Linked DNA regions of Mus musculus: region 2 is linked to region 1. A link is a contact called in ENCODE POLR2A ChIA-PET data. All regions are on one chromosome and are shown on one strand. The core of a region is the stretch at or near the end of the contact, and the rest is flanking DNA. Distances in the headings are between cores, read along the strand shown. Region 1 holds the start of Rabep1 (rabaptin, RAB GTPase binding effector protein 1). Region 2 holds the start of Derl2 (Der1-like domain family, member 2).

Region 1 (5,070 bases), core at 1,849-4,348:
GACCAGGGAAGCTCTCTGCAATGGGCAGCAATTAATGCAGAGACTCATAGCTGGCCGATGTGCTAAGAATAAATAAGTGATCATTGAGTGCTCAGCTCAATCGGACATCTGTCTCAGACTGTCATCCTCTGACCCCTACAAGGCTAAAGAAACATCTAGGAAGAGGGGGCAGATAGAGTGTAAGAGGCAGAGGATGAGCAGAAGTGCTGTGAAATGCCATCCTCAGTGCTGTGGACCACGGCCATTGCACTCGTGAACTCACCTGCACAGGGTCAAGCCAACAAGAGAAGCCAACATAGGGGCTAGAGATAAGGCTTAGTGGTTAAGAATACTTGTTGCTCTTCAGGGGAGCTAGGTTCAATTTCCAGCACCCATATGATAACTCACAACCATCTTTAACTTCCAGGCACCCATTTGGTGCACATTTATGCATATAAAGTAAACTAAAAAGGAAAGAAAGAAAGAAGAGAAATGATATAAAGTGGGGAGGGAGCCCTAAAGGAGTGCCTGGGTTGAGTGGAAAGGGGGAGGTGGGGTGTATATGACCAAGATACATTGTTTACAGCTATGATATTGTCATAGAATAAGAGATACCCTATTACAAATTAGGTGGAGAGAAACTGAGAAAGGTACTTGAGGTAGACTTCTGACCTTCACAAGTACACACATGTATCCGAAAACGTGTGAACAAATATACACAAATATATCACACATCACACAAATTTAAATGTCAGATGTAGTCGTGTATACCTGTACTCACCATACTCAGGAGGGTGAGAGTTTGGGGCCAGCCTGGGCTACAGTTTTGCTGTCTCAAAACTAAAACCAAACAAGACAAAACAAAATCATCTCTGTTGATGAATATGTGGGCCATTTATTTGCTGTATAATGAAATATACTGCTGTAAATATTCTTGTGTATGTCTTATCTTTCACATACAATCTAATTGACAAGTAATTATTTCATGTTTTATTTCTTGATTTCCTTCAGAATGAGAATTACAACTTCTGTAGCTAATGAAGGCTTTGAGCATACGTTAGTTTTCTCTAGTACATATCTAGGAATGGCATCTGGTTGTTGGGTCTTAGGGTTTACATAAAAAATATGAAATGGGACTGGGGTATAGCTCAGTTGGTAGAGCACTTGCCTAGAAGGCACAAAGTTCTGGATTTGTAATCCTAGCATTTGGGAGGTAGGAGAATCAGGAATTCAAAGTTAGCTTGGGCTACATGAGAACCTGTCTTAAAAAAAAAAATTAAATGAATATGAAAATGTATATAATTCTGGTACTCTTTGCTTATTTCAAAATGGCCTTTCCAACTTTTGACATAGGGGCCTCTGAGAGTCCCTACCAGATGTGTGATCATTTCTGAGTGACCTTGGTCTTGAGGACCGGGTTGCAATCCTGATTACCAATGGCAATAAGTACGGTATACAGTCAGTGGAAGGAGTCCCATCTGTGGAGGACATCGCCATCTGCTATCTTTATGGCTCCTGCTTCCTATTCAGTCATTGCAACAGGACAGATGATTACTGAGTGGCCCTACTGGGGCCAAAGGTCTCCCTGCTGAGCGAGGATTTGCTCACTCAGGAAGGTTAGAAACCAGGGGGAGGGTGGAAACAGGCTTCATTTGTTCTGTCAAAGGCATACCAGGAGATGTTAATTGCTTAAAAGTCTAAATATAACCCCCCTTCATCTTAGTGGGACCTCAGGCAAAAGTACAAACAGATGACTACCTATTTAAAATTATAAACCATTCCAAAGAACTGTGAACCTTACTAGAGCCTAGTCTTCTACTTTGACTAAAGTCAAACCATTAATGACTATTATGGTTTGAATGTAGGCATCTGCAGTGACTCTGGAGCAGACTTGAGCTTAGAACTTTTAGAATCAGAATAAATGAAGAAGAAAAAGAAAGAAAGAAAGAAAGAAAGAAAGAAAGAAAAAGAAAAAGTAGGACCTAGTAGTGGTCCAACCCTGAAATCTCAGCTTCTCAGGAGGATGAAGCAGGATTGCAGACTCAAGGCTAACCTGGGCCATTTAGGGAGAGGGTGTTTCAAAATTAAAAAAACAGAACAAGAACTATTGCTATAGCTGAGTAGTGGAGTGCTTGCCTACTATGCTTAAGGTTAAATCCCCAGGACTGCAGGAGGGAGAAAAAAAGACTAGCATAGATCCCTGGCCTTTGGGGGTATGTGCACTTGAATAAGCTGGTGAGAGGAGCGTAAGCCCTGGCTGGGCTCCTGGTCTGTTGCTTGTCTTCCTTCTTTCCTCACCTGTCTTGCACCACGAAGGATCTGTGAACACACAGAGCAGCTCAAATGTGTAAGTGCTGTGCCACCTCCTCCAAATGCAGCTGCCCTCTGGCACGTTGAGAAACGTTTACACCCTGTCTTATAGAAAAATGAGAGACTACAGCTTCAGCTACCCAGGGAGGGAATTCTGGGCTCATAGGAAGGCAGGTGGACTTGGTCCTGAAGTGCCAGACTGTGTAGACCCCTTGCCCTAGGAAGGCAGCAAGGTCTGAATGAGGCTGGAAAGGAAAGTCTGGAGTCTCCGTATGGCTCTCTTGCCCAGGCAGAAGGGTGGCACTTTCTCCTGTCAAGAATGCAAGCACTGCGTCTGGCTGTATCTCCAACAGCTTCTCTGGGCTGATCACGTTAAAGTCAAACATAGTCGCTTAATGGAAAAAGTGCATTGGCTTGCACATCTGGGGACCAGACCAAGTTCTGGCCATAACAATTCTTCCTACTTTATATCCTCATTTAAACTTTTCTTAGCCGCTCTACTTTTCAAGGTTATGAGGTTAAGGGACTTTCTCAAGGACACACAACTAGGCAAAGTAGCGGCTGGGTTCGCGTGCACCCAGGGTCTCCTCACTCAGCTTGATATTTTTGTCTGTGTCCTGGGAGCCAAGAGCTTGCACAGTCTTCGTCTTTGCAGCCGCCAGTCTCCAACACCCATAGCTCTCTCATCAGCCTCCCTCTGGCTCCCAGGCCCCGGACCCCTCCTCCCTGGTCTCCCTCCCTCCTGAGGCCCCGCCCCTCCCTTAGGCCAGCGTCACGTGCCGTCCCATCCCCCCGCGCCTGCGCACTGCTTATTTCCCGCTGTCAGGATGAGGAGGCGGAGGTCGGCGCTCCGGTCCGTCTCTGCCCGAGGCTGTGGCGGCGCCGGCGGCTCCAGCCTTAGCGGTTCCTCCCTGGGCGGCGGTGGCCGCGGCTCGGTCGACGCCTCCTCCGCCAGCTGAGCCCGCGGCATCCCGGGACGCCGCTTCCCCGCCCATCCCCGTTCTCCGAGGCCGCCCACTGGCCATGGCGCAGCCGGGCCCGGCTCCCCAGCCTGACGGTGAGGCGCCCACCATGGCGGGCGCGGCCTGCCCGGCGCAGCGTCGTGGGGGCCCTTGGGGGCAGGAAGGGCACGCGCGCGGGCCCGGGGGTGACCCACGGACTGGAGGCGGGGGCGCGCGGGCGACGCGTGCTGGGGCAGCCGGGCTGGGGAGGGAGAGGGAGGCGCGCGCGGGCGGCCGCGGGGAAGGGCGTGGGGAGGCTGCAGGGAGGGAGCCGGCGGAGAGGAAGGTGCGGTGGGATCAGCACGTGGGTTCCTCGGGTGGGGAGGATGGAAATGGAGAGCATGTGCTATATTCCTTAAAGAAAACGCGAGCCCTCGCCTTGGTAGTGGCCGTGTGCCCTCTCGCCCCACCTCCGCTCCCGCCTCCTCAGGCCACGCTCCAGCGCTCTTTGCACCGGACTTGTAAAAGTAACTGTGATCCTAAGCATTGGGTAGCATTCTTTTGAGTGGTTGTGTTGCTTCATGGTAAGGCCGGGCTCATATCTTAGTCTCTTAGGGCCTCAGTTTCTGACGAACGAAGAGCGCTTGATTCATGTCTCTTTATCGAGAAAGATGGGCAAGTCTTGGGCCAGGCGATAAAGATGGCAACGTTCATCTGTAAAAGGATAGTTTAGTATTATTTCGAGAGTGTTAGGGATGAAAAGGTGCTCGAGTGGGCCGAAATCGAGGAGTCAATCGTCTTCTCCATTCCGTCTCTACCGTTCAAGCGATGGGGTCTCACTTTGTGGACCATGATGACCTGAAACTCCTGAGCTATCCTGCCTCAGTTTCCTGAGTAGCCAAGACTTAGACGTGCAGGACAGACTGTCTTAATAATGCTCATATTGGAAGAAAAAAAGGGCCTTGTTCTAAATAAGCCATGATGGTTATTAGAACCCTTTATGACCTTTAAACCGACTGAGCTCTGCCCCAGAGTTTTGACCACATTGTTTCAGGTGTTGTTGTCGTCAACCGGGAGTTATGTTTGGAAAGAATGTGCTCCGTCCTTGGCAAGATCTTACTGTATCTAGTTGGGAAAGTTCTTTCAGGTGTACTTTTCTAATTGGCTTTTGTGCTTAGCATCTTTACCTGTAAGTAGAATGTTGGGATGTGGTGGTTGGCTCAGGAGGTTCTTGGCCTTTTCCAAGAGTAGTCTCTTGAAATGATCTTTTGTGAAAACCTCTGTTTGTTCTTGCGGTAGGGGAACTGGAAACAATGTTATCAGATTTTGAGACTCTTGCTGCTCTCTGGGAAGTGTTCTCTAAAGATTGTTAGCCTCTAGTTTTGGGTTTTGTTAGTTGCCTAAGGGGTAATGTCCAGCCTAGACTTTAACTTGCTCGATGTTTCTATTCCAATAAAGAGAAGGGAGGTGTTTCTGGTGGGCTGTCAGGAAACAGGGATGTTTTTTGGACCTTCTTTTAACTCTCACCTTTTGTATTTGGTGTCAGGGAGGAAAACTTTACAAACCCTCCTTGTTACTGCAGACAGAGGCAGAATACAGAGAAAGCTCTGACTTCTGGTAGGTATGCTTAACTGGCTGCTGCCTTCCTTTGCTTTCCATGGACAACTCAGGTGACATGAGTCTGGACTCTTAATTTCCTGCCTCTTTCAATATATGAAATGGTCTTCCCTGCAAATAGGCAGAAGTGACTAAGCACTTCGCAGAAGCGAGGAAAACATTAGCTTTGAGGAATCTCATGTTCTTGCTATTCTCAGTGCAGGTTTACTTCCTATTTTTCAAA
Region 2 (5,070 bases), core at 697-3,196, 170 kb after region 1:
ATCTGAGGTTACACAAAAGCTGAATCTTGAAAGGCAAGCTAGAGTTCAACGGTACAAGGGGAGTGTAACACATCTGGGACAGGGGAAAGCATCAACAAAGCAGAATTACAGCCACTTCACCTAGAGTGTAAATGACCATCCTGGCACGAAAACACACATCTCTTTAGCATTTTAATTACTGGAAAAAAGACTTCTTCAAACTATAATCTGGAAAGTCACATTCTCTTTTAGATAATGGTATAAGACTTTTGTTAGGATAATCTGACTTCTAGAAGACAGATCAATGTTAAAGTTGTACCAGAACTGAGTTTATGAGCTGGCCCAAGAGGACTAACAACAGTGGTAGGTAGGTGTGTCTGGGTGGAAAAAACACAAAATAAGGCTGGCTATCCTGTGAAACTCCCTGGGCAGCCAGCTCATCAGTCTATTCTCAGATCACATTATTATTACTGTTGTTGTCGTTGTTGGTTGTTGTTCCTGTTGTTTGTGTGTTGAGACAATTCCTTGGTATGTAGTTCAAGGTGGGCTCAGGTTCCTGACTGCTGGGACTATGGCCACATTAGTTCTTAACTAGTTGTAGTCAAATATAAAATCTCAACACATCAAAGACACACTAAAAATTATGTTCTTAAGACAGTCTCTCTCTCTCTCTAGCTCAAGCTTATCCAGCACCTGCCATCCTCCTGCTTGCTCTGTCTGCACCTGGCTCCCCCCTGGCAACTCTAGTTTGGTATATAAGGAGTTCCCAAATACTTAGCAGCTCTCAAACCATTCTAGAGTCCAACCAGGCTGTGGAATGCCCTCTTTACATCTCAAAAAGACCTGTAATCAGAGATTCCCCTACTGGGTTATTTTTTTTGAGACTCTATTTCACAGGATTTACTACTTACTAAACGATACGAAAAAAAAAAAGATAATGAAAACATTAATCACAGTTGCTATATAGACCACTTACTTGAAAATGTTTAAAAATTAATTCAGGATTGAAGTATAACTGAAAAGGTGTGATCAATTCCAACTGCTGAAATGGAAAAAGAGCTTCTTGAAGCCGATCAACCGCAAAACAAAATTTCATCATGAACCACGAAGGATGAGTAGATCTAATCATTTCTGTCCCTTGGAATACATTTCTGTCTTGCTTGTGACAGCTGGTAAGAGATTCTTTAGAATTTGCACAACCGTTTTGTATAAACACACAATGTCAGTTTGATGTTGCAATATTTGAGGATGCTATAAGGCAGGCGGGTGAGCATATTTTAGAGACAAGCCAACAGCATCTTTTACAAATCTGTGCGTCACGTGGTCACCACCTCAGCTAGGTGAGACAACTCGGAATAAGGGGTTTAACTAAGACCCTGCTACCATTAGGGATAGGTACAAGCGGCCAGACACTTATATCCATAGGCCGTCTTTTGAAAGATGTTTCCAGATAGCTCGAGATTTCTATACTCAATATAATAGTCTGTGAACCTAGCGGACCTCACTCCCACTAGTCACCTGGACCTCTCAGACACATTTTTGGGTGGGCGGCTCCCGCACTTCTGATTCACTACAGGTCTGGATTTCATTTGTCTGAAACTGACCTGGCCCTTCACGAAGGGGCACACCCTTCTCAGGTCACTGGCTTGGCACCCTTGGGAATATCCCAAACCCTAGAGTCAGCTCCGGATGTCTCCACCCACCCCTGGGACCAGACCCACTGGGCTTCTCCGCGGCCCAAACCCGTTTTCTGAAGACGCAGTCATAGCTAGCCTGGAAAAAGAGGATGTGGCGCCACAGCTGCTCACCACGGCCGCGGTGGTGAGGACGCAGGCGGTAGTATAGGCGCGGCTGACCGGCGGGATCTGCAGGTACTCCAGCCGGAGGCTCTGGTACGCCATCTTTCCCACCGCGCCTGCCCCCCTTCCCCTTCCGCCAGTATGCCAGGCGGCGGGGCGGACTCAAAGCTGGCCTTCAGCCTACCCACTCCTGTCCAATCAGCGCTGCGTACTCGGACAGCCACCAATCGCTGGCGCCTTGGGGCCGCTCACCCACCAATCAAGAGTTGCGCCTCTGCGTCGGTCCATCCTTACTTCTCCGCCTACCAACGCAGAGAGAAGGACCAGTTCCGTCCGCCAATCCCTGCCGGCCACAGCTAGCTTTCCCTCCTTGTCGCCTTCCTTTTACCAATCGCAGTGGCTCCTTTTGACCCACGGCTAGCCAATCAGGAGTGCGATCCAGCCCGCCTTGGCGTTCGTTCGCAGAGGCAGGTCTCAGTCGATTCGGAGGAGCCGGTGTTACCGCCTTCTTCCAGCCGCTGAGTGTAGCTTGAAGGAAGTGGCGGGAAGCCGGTGTGGGGCGGAATCCATCACTCCCGGGATCGCTTCGGTAGGGGCTGTGTGCTCTCCGAGGAGGAGCGGAAAGGGCGGGACCGAGGAGTGGCGTCGGGGCGGCGGAGCGTTCTGTAGGGAATCCCTCCGGTCTGGCCGGCCTGGGTACGGAGACCTAGAGTTCCCGGCATGCATCGCGGCCGCGGGGTAGTACGGGAGCTGGAGCTGAAGGAAGCGCTTCCCGTTCTGCGGTTTCTGGGCCTTGTCTGTGGCGGTCGTAGGCTCTGAAGTCCATTACATTCGTCGAGACGGTGTGAGGACCTCTCATGTTTATCTTCAGCCGCAGGAACTCTAATCTAGCAGAGAAGAGACGGTAGATGAAGGGAAAGCGGAGGCGGTTCTTCAGGGATGTGTATTCGAACTGGCTCTGGAATCTGCGCCTACTGCATGCTTACTTGAAGGAAAGAAAATAGAATTAGATTGGGCTGGAGCAAAGACTATCCTGACCGTGGCAGACGTGTTCAGTAAGTTATAAAGAAGCTTTAAAAATTGTGGGACAAAAAAATGCGACCGTCAAGACTGGTAGGAACCAAGTAAAAAGTTGGAGAGAATGGCATTTAGAAGGAAGACTAGAAAGCTGAAAGTAGTTGAACCGACCTGTGGCTCCTAGCCACTCTGAAGGCTGAAGCCAGAGGATTTGTTCCATCCTGAAGTTCTAGGCCAGTGTGGACAACGTAGAATGGGAGCAAACACTGGGGAGTGGTCTTAGCAACTTGTTGGTAAAACTGCATCTTTATAGCTACTGCCTCATTATAGCATTGGCAGTGTCCAACAGAGAAAAGGCAACATTGGAACTTTTCTCAAAACTGGAAGTTTGGATGTAGGTATTTGGTTATGTAATCATGGCGCATCAATCCAGGAATGGTGAAAACTTGGAGGCAAAGTTAGAGTGCAAACTTAAGAGAATTATAGGGTGCAAGTGGTCAGTTGATTGGGTAATTTGTAACAGATGACCAATCTATTCAGATAATGAAAATACAGTCTTTAGGAAAGTCATCTCAATAGAAACAACATATGTGAAGGTGGAAGGTGGAGGTAGTTTCAGTGTCCAAACAGTATGCGAAGCCATATGGTCTTAGTCTTCAAAATACAGTGTGGGTCTGGGAATCTCGTGCTAGAGTGCGTACTGGTATGTACAAAGGCCCTGGGAATACTCTTAGCTCTATAGGGAAGAAAAACAAGTTTATGACTACCAAATTCACAAAAGTTAGAGTATTGGTAGATACAAGAAGTTCTGGTCTACTCCAAGTGAGTGTAAAACAGCTTAGATATTCTGAGAATGTTTTGGCAATCTTTAGTGACATTATACATGCAAATAAAGTAACAAGTCCCCCAGAAGTTAGTATAGAAAAATCTCCATCATCCATCTGTTATGATTAGAAGATCAATTAATACCTCCAAGGCTCCTAGCAGTTAAAGTGAAAATGAAGACCTGTTTTGAGACCCTAGTTTGAAATATAAAGGATGTTTTTCTTGCATAGTTCTACATATGCAAAACCAGTTTTCTAACCCATCAGTTAGGAGCAAAAAAAATATCCTTATAAACTCAAACTTGTAACGTTGATTATACAAGAACAGATGATGCTAAGGTTGCGTCCTTTGGTGGGATAACTAAATAACCACATCGCCCTACTTAGATGACTTTGTCATTGTGTTAGAGTAGTGAGGAATGAATTAGTCTCATAACCAAGGTGAGTGAAGACATGGACACAGAATACACGTTCCACTTAAATTTTGTAGTCTTGAGTAGCTGTTCTCTTATAACACAGTGTCTAAAAGGTGGTTCTTGTGTGTAGGTGGTCATGGCTCAACAGTAAAAAGCCCAGACTGCTTCTCCAGAAGACCTGAGTTTGCATTACAGCGCATGTTCAGTATAACCCTGGCTCCAGCCTGTCTGACACCCACTTCTGGCCTCCAGGGGCACATACATGCATGTGGCATGTGCATATAAAGGCATATACACATAAACAATAAAATCAACTCTTTCAAAAATTATTGTATAGCCGGGTGTGGTGGTGCACGCCTTTAATCCCAGCACTTGGGAGGCAGAGGCAGGCAGATTTCTGAGTTGGAGGCCAGCCTGGTCTACAAAGTGAGTTCCAGGACAGCCCGGGCTATACAGAGAAACCCTGTCTCGAAAAACAAACAAACCAAAAAATTATTGTATAAAACTGAAAGACTTGAATATTTTCAGATGACCTACTGACTGAATAGAGAGGAGTAAACAAAAGACAAAATTAAATGGATGAGGTCTGATAAAGGAACTGCCAAATAAGAATTTTAAAAGTTTATTCCAATTATAATGCAGACTCTTCTGACTTTAAGGTCATATCATATGACATGTTTCTGACTTTGTTCCCAACAAAGTCTCTTAAATGTATCCCTGATTTATAGATCTGTGCAATGTTTGGCGTTAAAGGATCATGCAAACTTGTATCACAAAACAGATCCACAAGAGGATGAAGTAATGTAGAAATAGTTAAGAGTAGGAGATCAGTCGTTACCATTATTGTTACTATTTGAGAGCTTCTGCAAATGTAGCCCTAGGTGGTTTGAAGGTAGGAGAGTGGATTGCCAAAGAATATTGTGCCTTGATATGAACTGTCATTAATTTTATCCTTGTGGCTTGCCAGTGAAACATATCTTTAGCTGAGCCTGCAGAATCTTATATTGGAGTATCAAGGACAAAATCATAAAGAAA

Evidence for each region. ChIA-PET counts read pairs that join two places held with the same protein, here RNA polymerase II (POLR2A).
Region 2: POLR2A ChIA-PET joins it to region 1 with 14 read pairs in embryonic stem cell. The contact joins the promoter of Derl2 here to the promoter of Rabep1 in region 1. POLR2A ChIA-PET finds 5 or more read pairs at or near these places in 2 of 5 experiments (Patski and embryonic stem cell).

Annotation. Positions count from the first base shown.
Region 1 is chr11:70,841,663-70,846,732 of GRCm38, forward strand. It overlaps Rabep1 (rabaptin, RAB GTPase binding effector protein 1), which reads left to right and starts at 3,099. Exons shown (of 18, transcript NM_019400.3): 1 at 3,099-3,346. The coding sequence starts at 3,313.
Region 2 is chr11:71,017,357-71,022,426 of GRCm38, forward strand. It overlaps Derl2 (Der1-like domain family, member 2), which reads right to left and starts at 1,947. Exons shown (of 7, transcript NM_033562.4): 1 at 1,788-1,947; 2 at 956-1,021. The coding sequence starts at 1,880. It overlaps Mis12 (MIS12 kinetochore complex component), which reads left to right and starts at 2,255. Exons shown (of 3, transcript NM_025993.3): 1 at 2,255-2,833.